Linked DNA regions of Homo sapiens: region 1 is linked to region 2. The links are chromatin loops, found by intact Hi-C in ENCODE. Cell type or tissue: A673. All regions are shown on one strand. Links, peaks and the distances in the headings refer to the core of each region. The heading gives the core; the rest is flanking DNA. Region 1 has its middle 160 kb from the start of CEMIP2. Region 2 has its middle 38 kb from the start of CEMIP2.

Region 1 (5,386 bases), core at 69-5,068, 200 kb before region 2:
TATGTTTCATGTTTTTTAAAATTTACCAAACAGTTCTCATCTTAGCAAGAGCCTGGCTAGCTTGTTTATAGAACATTTTGTAGTTTGCTAGTTTGATGTTGCTAGAAGTGATTCAGAAATGTGTGACATTGAAACTGCCTTTGCATAAATTATAACAGAACATGATGGTAGTAAAAGAGATCTGATCTAACCCACTGCCCTCCCCATCTTGCCTTTCCCTTAAGAATTCCTGGGCTTAGGCTAAGCTAACTTTGGTAGACATTGAATTTATAGTTCAAATGATAATAGGACTTTCACAAAAACTCAACCACCTTTGTATAGATAACAAAAGGCCCTCATGCTAGGGGGAGGAGAGGAAACTGAATTCTGCTAAGGTGTAGACTGGTCACAAAATATGCAAATTTACTGTTGTAGATTGACCTTTTGAACTATCTTTTCAGGTTTTATATACATGTGACACCCATGACTCCACCTGGACTCACTGACTGATGATTTCACACTTCCATGCCCCACCTAGAAGCACCTCAGTTCTAGAGGACAGCTTCAACAACCCTATGGTTTCATCTTGGACCCAACAAATCAGCAGTAAGGCCTAGCCACCCCCATCACTTCCCCCAAACTGCCTTTGGAAAAAAACCTAACCTACAAGCCTTCAATATGATTGATTTGAGTAATAACTCTGTTCTTCTCCCACATGGGGTGGCTGGCCTCACGTCAATTAAAATCTTTCTTTACTGCAAAAACCCAAATAGTCTATTCATCTACATTATGGAAATTAATATATTTTGCTCTATAAACTGGTTCTTGGCATTCTCAGCCATATTCACTACTTTTTTTTTATTATCTAGCACCCATGAAGCTATTAAAGTAATTTTTTCAAGATTGGGCATTTTATTCCAGGGAAAGTATTTGTAATAGATTCTAATTTATGAATTTATTCAAATTTAATATCTGTAGGCAGGATCATCTCTGGATATTAAATACTTGGAAAGTTTATATTCCATGAAGTCAGAAGTCTGACCTCTAAGCATGGGCCTACCACTTCTCGGCCTGGTGATCATGAGTAAATCAGTTTTCCAACCTGCAATTTTTAATTTGCAAAATGGAGATGATGGTAATACCTACCTCATAAGACTGTGGTGAAAATTTAATAAACTTATACATGTAATAAGCCAAACATAGCTCCTGGCATATGTAGACATTCAATAAATGCTATTTTCAAAGAAACTAGGGGTGAATAATTTTACATCTTTAAATAAGGAAAGTTTTTCCATGCAATGGTGCTAAAGCCAGAAACCATAAATGAAAATATTACTGTATTTAACTGCATAAAACAAAGTTTTTAAATAACAAACACATTGCAATCAAGGATAAAAGATAACACCTGGAGAAAAAGATTTGCAACATATGTGCCAGGAAAAGGGTAAATACCCATAGTGCCTCAAGTTCTTATAAATCAGCACAAAAGAGAAAGAAAAAAGGGTAAAAAAAAAATGAATAAACAATTTAAAAAGAAATAGGGCTAGTAAATATATGAACAGATGTTCAGCCTCACTAGTAATCAAAGAAATGCAAAAAAAACAACAGATTGGTTATAATTAAAAAGATGGACAAAGCCCAGGATTTGCAAGTGTGCAAGCAATAGGCTGCTCTCACACACTTCTGGTAAGTATATTTATTGATCTAGTCTCTTTGGAGGGTGATTTAGTGATACATTCCAAAGTTCAAAAGATGTAGTCTCTTTTCTTTGTTATGTTAATGTTTGAATACTCTACACATTTCAGTATATTACTAAAATATTCTATATAAACATATTCTATAATATTTTATGTATTCTACTATCAGACAAAATAAAGCTAGCTTCGTTTTGGAAAATTAAAGTAGTTTCCTTCCCTTCTTCTTAGGGTTTTTATGAAAATAAAATTATATTCTCTTCCATATGAGATCTCAGGCAGCCTTATAGGGAGTGAGTGGTCATTGCGGTAATGATTGCTAATATCCCTGTGGCAACCTGCGGATTGCAAAGTATGCCACTTACCTTAATCTTACAACTACTGAACATAAACAGAGCTGGAATTATTACTGATCCCTTATAAATGATTATGAGCCTCAAGCCTCTTTTAATTCCCAAGTCAAATCAGGCACTGCCCCAAAGACTGTTCAAAAGAGGAAAATGGCCAATATTCAGGGACCTGGACCACCTTCTCCACTGGCTATCCCCCAGGGGGCGCTCAACTGACAGTAAATTAGACCTGCAAAGCATCTTCAGGCTCTCTTGCCTGTGGTTCCTTTACCATCTGTTGAATGGTAAAGAAAATCTCTCCTCATTTCAAGTTTATAAAACAAGTCTTTTTTGTTGAAGCTCCTTATCAGATCTGTCCATGGGGCATGAGAATTTTCCCTTTATTCCTCATAAGGCTTGAAATTTTCTTTGTCATCTATGCTCCCATCAGAAATTATGCTGGGAAAAACTATGACTAGGCAAATGACCCTGTAGTGATTCCAGACATCAAGTTCATGGAACCTTCACCCTTGCCCCACCTCCACCCCTCCATACCCATCAGGCCACCTTCCTGCATTAGATATTCAATATGATTATCCGCTTTTCTTCTCACAATGGTTTTTCAAGAAGGGATGTGAGAAAACACACATACACACACATACACACACACACACACACACACACACAGCTTCTGAAGCTCATTTATATCATAGCATAAATGATGCCAACAGCAACAGCATTTCATAACCATGGAACCAAAAATGCAAGGTAAAATAATGAAGTTATTGTAGGTGAGATTTCAGGGTATTCAAATATTGACAAATCATTTTGAGGTGGGTTATTTCTCACATCACATGAATAATGATGGTGCCACATAACATAAGTCCAGAGAACCTAGGCCCAGCTTTAGCTAGACGTAGGTATCTAAATTCTGTTAATCAGTAGATTCTGAAAGTTAGGGAATTTTTCTGAAATTCATTCTAATCTTCTCTATGGGACTTTATAATCTCACCGGCAATTGTTTGACTGTTAATAGCTGATATGAGCATCAAGTTTAGGATGTTCTAAAAGCCTTAAGGGACTTGAATAGTTTCTAACAGCTAGAGAAAAATATGCCAATGTACAGAAGTAGCAACTTTCTGGCCTGAAAGAAATCATAGTAATTACTACAAAAGAGCTCTATTAATGAAATCCTTCATTTTTTAAGTTAACAAATAAAGGTCAGGTATACTATGGTGTAATAGCATGGAGTTAATGAAAATAACAATGCAGGCCTATACTTGAGGACATAGAAAGCTGTCCATGATATTTTCAAGTAGGTTACAAAAATATGACTACTACAGCCCCTTTTTTGTAATGTAATAAAATAGGGGCCAGACGCCTGTAAATCCCAGCACTTTGGGAGGCAGAGGCGGGTGGATCACCTGAGGCCAGGAGTTCAAGACAAGCTTGGCCAACATGTTGAAACCCTGTCTCTACTAAAAATACAAAAATTAGCTGGATGTGGTGGTGGGTGCCTATAATCCCAGCTACTCAGGAGGCTGAGGCAGGAGAATCACTTGAACCCAGGAGGCGGAGGTTGCAGTGAGCTGAGATCATGTCATTGCACTCCAGCCTGGGCAATGAGCAAAACTCCATCTCAATAATAATAATAATAATAATAATAAAATAGGGTTTTATTTTGGAGAAAGAGGAATTAAAGTGGTATCTTTTCATTCTCAATAATCCGTAGTTCCAAGTCATCCTATATCTTTAGCATCAAGATCCATGTTGTATGACCTTAGGGAGGCTCCGACAGAATGTAGAATGGACACTCCTTCCAATAGTAGGAAGCCACCTGAGACTGCTCCTTACAGAATAATGGTTAAAGAAAGAATAAGGTAACAAGGTAGAGGACACAGATTCCCAGGCCTCCTCTATTGGGCTGATGCCTCAGAGAGGAGGAGGTGAGAGCCCACCTGGCAGATAGTTTGAAGAGAATGCAGAAGACAGAAGGACTTTTTCTCTGCTTCCTTCAAGAAACACTGAATTGCTGCAATGTTTTCCTCTGTACTTTTAAAAGAAAAACTTCAGCCAAATTAAATTTAAAGTTTAATTGAGCAATGAACAATTCACGAATCAGGCAGCCCCCAGAATCACAGCAGATTCAGAGAGACTCTATGGATGCCTCAGGTTCAGAACAAATTTATAGACAAACAAAGCAAAGCGATGTACAGAAATTGGAAGTGAGGTAGAGAAACAGCTGGATTGGTTACAGATTGGGGTCTGCCTTATTTGAACACAGTTTGAACACTCAGCAGTGTGAGTAGTTGAAGTATGGCTGCTGGGATTGGCCAAGACTCAGCTATTGTTACCGGCACATACTCCTAAATTAGGTTTTCAATCTTGTCTACCTATTAAGTTAGGTTACGGTTAGTCCACAAAGAGTCAAATATAGAAGTACAGAGTCCTTGTCAGGCCATACTTAATTCACTTTAACAATTCTTAATAGGCATCATATAAGAAGTGAACATACTGTTGGAAAATAAAAAAGACAGATGGCCTCCATTGTATCCAACATACCATAAGGGCAAAAATGAACACACACAATTTTGTATGTAAGAATTGGGGGTAAATAGAACTTGCCCAGTAGAAATGAAAAAAGTAGAGCGAGATAAATAATGTGGCATATGACTTAGAGGAGATGATCTTCCAACTTGATCTGGCAGCAAACTTTTCTCCCCTATAGTAGATAGATGCTCCATCTCAATTCAATGCCCTAGCCACTTTTTGCCAAGAGAAATTGACTCAGTTCTCTAAACTAGACAATAGGCCATCTATAGGTTTCAATTACTCACAACGAGTGGTCTGATGAGTAGAAAAAAAAGTGTATTCAGTGATCAACTCAAAGAAGAATCTTCCCTAAGGAAATTTTGATTAGGATTCTCTAATAGCACAGCCAAAGAGAAGATCTAGAAAAAGCAGGCTATGATTAGCAAATAGGGGAGATAAAAAGGATGAAAATCTCATGGTTTGAATTTGAAAACTGCTTATGTGCCATTTAACACAATAATATGTTGCCAAAAACAGTCAGGCTGTGGAAATCATGACCTGTAATCATCAAAAATAGAGCTTATGTTGTCTTCAGCCCCAACAAATTTAAATTTAGGACAGATGATATTTCTAGCCTCATCTCAGCCAAGTCAAAGAGATTGTTTTCCTAATTGTTCCTCGAGTATGCTTTTCTAAGAACGAAAACCTTTACAAATGTAATTGACTCTTCTAACCAACTGGAGTTGCCAGTTGGTTCTGAGCCGAAGGCCATGTCCAGGGAGTTCCGTAAACTTTGTTCCGTGCCAAGTATATAATTCTGGTCTCTAAACTTTCACAATATGCTTTGAGAAA
Region 2 (5,386 bases), core at 70-5,069:
CGGAAAAAGCTATCAGGGGCTCCCACTGCTTTAGCATCAGAAGAGTTGGTCAGTCAACCGGGAGTATGACTTGAGGATGCTACTAAAAACTAAAAGATGCTGGGCGCAGTGGCTTATGCCTATAATCCCAGCACTTTGGGAGGCTGAGGCCAGGAATTCGAGAGCTGCCTGGCCAATAAGGTGAAACCCTGTCTCTACTAAAAATACAAACATTAGCTGGGCATGGTGGCGCACGCCTGTAGTACTAGCTACTTGGGAGGTTGAGACATGAGAATTGCTTGAACCCGGGAGGTGGAGGTTGCAGTGAGCCAAGATCGCTCCACTGCACTCCAGCCTGGGCAACAGAGCAAGATCCTGTCTAAAAACAAAACAAAACAAAACAAACAAACAAACAAACAAAAAAACCCACAAAAAACTAAAAGGCTATTGCAAGAATGGAAGCCTTTCTTTTAAATATGTGAAGACATTTAACATGGATGAGCATGTAGAGTACTGCCCAGAAATCATCCTGAAAGCTACCATTACTGTATGAGTAACTTTTTAAAGTATATTGTTATAGATTCTAATCATGCTCATAACCTTTTAAAGTATATTGTTATAGATCCTAATCATGCTCATAATCTTGATGAGGGTGCTGCAAGTTTACAAGCAGAATGTGATGGATTTGAAAATAAATTTCTAAAAGCTGGAGGAATAAATATTTCTGTTGCTAGGAATGATCCTCATAAGAGACAGACACAAGGCATTTTCCCTGTACAAAGCAAAAGTGGAAAAGATTATTTTAGCTTTCCAGCAGCATCCCCAAACTATTTGTTTATATGCTGAAGATGCTACTTTAGAACTAACAGTGAAAATTGTGAAACACTTTACGGTTTAATGAACATGCACAGTAAACTTGTGGGTCCACTCCAGAGTATGATAGAACGAAATTGAAGGCGATTGGAGTAAAATTCTCTTTGAAAGAATAAAATACTTAAATAATTTTTTAACTACTCAATATGATACAACATGGGGAATTCTGGAGGTTGTAATTGTTTTAAAAATCCAATGACTAGCTGGGCGCGGTGGCTCACGCCTGTAATCCCAGCACCTTGGGAGGCTGAGGCAGGCAGATCACCTGAGGTCGGGAGTTTGAGACCAGCCTGACCAACATGAAGAAACACCGTCTCTACTAAAAATACAAAAATTAGCCGGGCGTGGTGGCACATGCCTGTAATCCCAGCTACTCAGGAGGCTGAAACAGGAGAATCACTTGAACCTGGGAGGTGGAGGTTGTGGTGAGCTGAGATTGTGCCGTTGCACTCCAGCCTGGGCAACAAGAACAAAACTCCATCTAAAAAAAAAAAAAATCCAATGACTATATGCCAAACATTTTATATTTAGAGTGTGTCTATTTAATACAAGGGCTTAGGAGACATAGTTGGCTCTCACAACTGACCAGCTGTTTATTATAAATAAATATTTTAAAATAAACTTTGTTACACATAGCCAGCCTATAAAACAGCACAGAAATGAAATATCTGCCTGTTTTAAAGTTGTAAAAGTTAGCCAGGTGCAGTGGTGTGTGCCTATAGTCCCAGCTACTCAGGAGACTGAAGTGAGAGGATTCCCTTGAACCCAGGGTTTTGAGTCCAGACTGGGCAACATAGCAAGACTCTCTTTAAAAAAAATTCAAAAATTATTTTAAAGGTGAAGATTTTGCACATCAAGTACCATTTAAGAGTTTGACTCCAGTGGCATAATATACATAGATTTGTATTGTTTAATTACATGAAGAGACAGCAAACCTTTTCAGTATCAAACAACTTATCTTTGCAAACCTTTATTTATAACATGCTATCTACTTATTTTCTGCGCATTAGACACAAGCTTTTTTGCATAAAGGTGACTTAATCATCTTTCTGTGTTAGCATCTGGGCATCAAAAGTCCTGCCATATATTGTTGACAAAGGAAATCTGAAGAGAAACAGTGCCTAAAAGTGCAGTTTGGCCGGGTGCAGCGGCTCACACCTGTAATCCCAGCACTTTGGGAGGCCGAGGCAGGAGGATCACCTGAGGTAGGATGTTTGAGACCAGCCTGGCCAACATGGTGAGACCCCCATCTCTATTAAAAATACAAAAATTAGTGGGGCGTGGTGGCCCATGCCTGTAATCCCAGCTACTCGGGAAGCTGAGGCAGGAGAATCCCTTGAACCCAGGAGGCAGAGGTTGCAGTGAGCCAAGATCGTGCCACTGCACTCCAGCCTGGCCTGGGCAACAGAGAGAGACTGTGTCCCCGCCCCTCCACCCAAGAAAAGTGCAGTTTATGTCCTTTTGAAAAGTATGTATAAGTGCCTGTTCTTGTGCACTTTCTTCTATAGCCTTTTTTTTCAGATGTGTTTTTATTTTATTTAATAATTTGGGTTCATCCCCTTAATATAAGGTTGTTGGCAATCATACTAAGAAAATTATTTTGAAGAAAATTTTCTGATTGTTGTTTGTTTTTTGTTTCTCTTTTTTTCTTTCTTTCTTTCTTTTTTTTTTTTTTTTTTTTAGACAATGTCTCTTGTTCTGTCTCCCAGGCTGGAGTGCAGTGGCACGTTAATGGCTCATTGCAGCCTCAACCTTCTGGGCTGAAGCAATCCTCCCACCTCAGCCTGCTGAGTAGCTGGGACTACCGCTGTGCACCACCATGCACAACTAATTTTCTTTTATTTTTTGTAGAGAAGAAGTGGGGATTCTCCCTATGTTGCCCAGGCTGGTCTCGAACTCCTGATCTCAAATGATCCTCTCTCCTCAGCCTCCCAAAGTGCCGCGATGACAGGAGTGAGCTACCAGCCTGATTACTGTTAAACTTAATAAATAATTAAACTTATTGTTTACATATAAAAAAATGTCTAAAACGATAATGCGATAAAGTGCATGCAAATTACTGTAAAGTATTTTACATTACCATAGCAACGTGCATGATTAAATTGCAAATAAAAGCATACTGCTTTCTACTTTTAGCTCAAATAATGCTTATAATCAGCAAACAAAAAGCTATCAGGAAGGCCTTAGCAGGTACTGTGGTCTGATTTCGCTGAATGCCCAAAGCCATTAATAATCCAATTCTCCATCCCCTTCCTGGATGTGGCTCCACTTTGCCAGTAGAGGGCACCATGTGCATACAGGGCAGAGAGAGCCAAAGGCTTATTATTAAGTAGGACAGCCTCTGGCACTGTTTTCTTTGTCTTCAAAGGAGTGGCCCAGCCAGTGTGAGTGTGGTTGGAGATCAGAGCTGAAGGGCAGGTTGTTACAGCAATTATGCAGAACTTCAAACTTTCTTATGATGTCCCTCAGCAGTTCACCATCCAGAAGAGCCTGAGTTCAGCCTTGACCCAAATGGGAAAACAAGGTGTAATTATAATCAAATGGCTGTTGGTAGAGGTTGATTGCTGGCAAAATGGACAAACAGGAGGAAGTGGAGGTTGAGGTCTTTTGTGTTTGAGGTAGTCCATGTAGCAAAAATCAGACCAAGCTGGGGGGTCAGGAGACCTGGTTATATCAATTTGGGGGTCACTCTGTACAAACTAAGAGGAGGAACCGAAGTTCCAAATACATTTACAAGCTTTGCTTTTGCTTTTACTACACATGCTCAACATGATAATTACTTTTTTTTTACTTTGCTGTTATAATTATGGAAATTAATATGTCCACTCATTTAAATATTTATAAAATATTTGGTTTGGAAGAATACAACCATATTTTTTATGCATGGTATGTTTAAAGATTCAACTTTGGCTAATATTTATTTTAACTCTGTAATGTTTATGTAATTTAGAGCAATCTAACTAATTTTTAATATAGCAAAGAACAGCTAGCAATGGCTGAGATTATTGCAGAAATGTGCAAAATTGTGCTTATCTCATTAAAGATTTCTTTGAGACTCTCCTAAGAGCAAATAAAGTGCCTAACTTCCCAGAGGCAGATTTTATATGGAAAAGAAAAGATATACAATGTAGAATTGTTCAAAATGTTAGAGACAATATATGTAAAGTGGCTGTTGCATGCTCAATAAATGATCTCCTTGTCTGCTTTTTAATAGCATTATTTTAGGAGTGAGGCTGCATTAAAGTAGATCTCTCTAGGTCATAAATCTAACCTGAAAATAACATGGACATCTCATGTTCAGGTTAATCACATTGTCATAACTATAAAGAACCACATCTTGCCACAAAGAACAATGAAGGGGTTATATAGATTATTTAGGTCTTAACTCTGGGTCTCTTGATGAGGCAACAAAAAAGGAATTTCCACTTTGGGAAGCCGAGGTGGGAGGATTGCTTGAGCCCAGGAGTTTGAGACCAGTGTGGGCAATATAGTGAGACCCCGTCTCTTTAAAAAACAACAACAACAAAAGGAATTTCATTGCACAACACAGAGCAAATCTTCATAAACATCCTCCTTAGAGAACACCCACCTGTCCTTTTCTCCATGTCAGCTACTCACTCCTTCATTCACCTTAAAACACTCACCATTCCAGTCTTCTTCTCAATTCTCTTGCCCCTCACTCTTTTCTTTCATTGTGTAACTCCTTGCCCTTGCTTCTAGAGAACAGTAATTCAGCTTTCTACAAAGAGATATTTTTCAAAATGATGTTTTCTTTTGTTAAATAAGACATCAGCCAAATTACTAACAGAATTTGACATTATCTGGCTAAACTGCATTATTAAAATCACAAATAGCATCAGAAACTCTGTACCTGGTTGCGGTGGTTTGCCCCTGTAATCCCAGCTACTCCAGAGGCTAAGGTGGGAGGAATCCTCGAGCCCAGGAGTTAGAGGGTGCAGTGAGCAATGATCACACCACTCAACTCCAGCCTGGGCAACAGAGTGAGACCCCGTCTCTGTAAAAAAATATATATGCATATATATTTTTTAAAGGAATCAGAAACCCTTTGACCTGGAAAGGATCAACAAGTCCAAATCTCATATTTTACAGATTAGAAGGCTGAGACCCAGAGAGGGTAATTGGATTGTCCAAGTTTCCCTGATTAATTACAAAGCTGGGATCAGAATGCAGATTCATTGACCCTGACCTGCTTTGTCCATTATAGCACACTGCCTTGAGCTAAGTTTTAAGCTACATTTTCATTATAATGAGGTGTTTCTTACTATAAGAAATCTTAAAATAGAAATAAAATCATCTTTCATAGGGTTTTCTTTTCCCATTGCTATTTTGGAACAACTTTTCTGCCTATTTCATCTAAATGATACACTATAAATAATTCAGAAATACAGTGTATGTATTTTTATAAAGGGTGATTTTGCAAATATGTTGAGAAAATCATATGTAGGTAACATTACACTAGTTTACTTAAAATAAAACAACTACAAATCTTTCTTAAAATTGGAAATTTATCTCA

What was found. Hi-C counts contacts between places; a loop is a spot of excess contacts. Peaks named below come from ENCODE experiments on the same cell type or tissue, not always from the same donor. Only the 100,000 strongest peaks of a DNase experiment are listed, where the experiment ranks them.
Region 1: a loop joins it to region 2, with 5 times the contacts of the local background. A loop is called at or near these places in 28 of 110 quality-filtered maps.

Annotation. Positions count from the first base shown.
Region 1 is chr9:71,602,426-71,607,811 of GRCh38, forward strand. No RefSeq gene overlaps it. Among named protein-coding and RNA genes, the nearest start is that of CEMIP2, 160 kb to the right of the region's middle. In A673, for the core only: a CTCF peak has its summit at 2,218 (motif pointing right); a DNase peak (open chromatin) is centred at 2,226.
Region 2 is chr9:71,803,877-71,809,262 of GRCh38, forward strand. It overlaps the pseudogene LOC100420790. Among named protein-coding and RNA genes, the nearest start is that of CEMIP2, 38 kb to the left of the region's middle. In A673, for the core only: a CTCF peak has its summit at 3,123 (motif pointing right); a DNase peak (open chromatin) is centred at 3,145; H3K27me3 peaks cover 242 bases.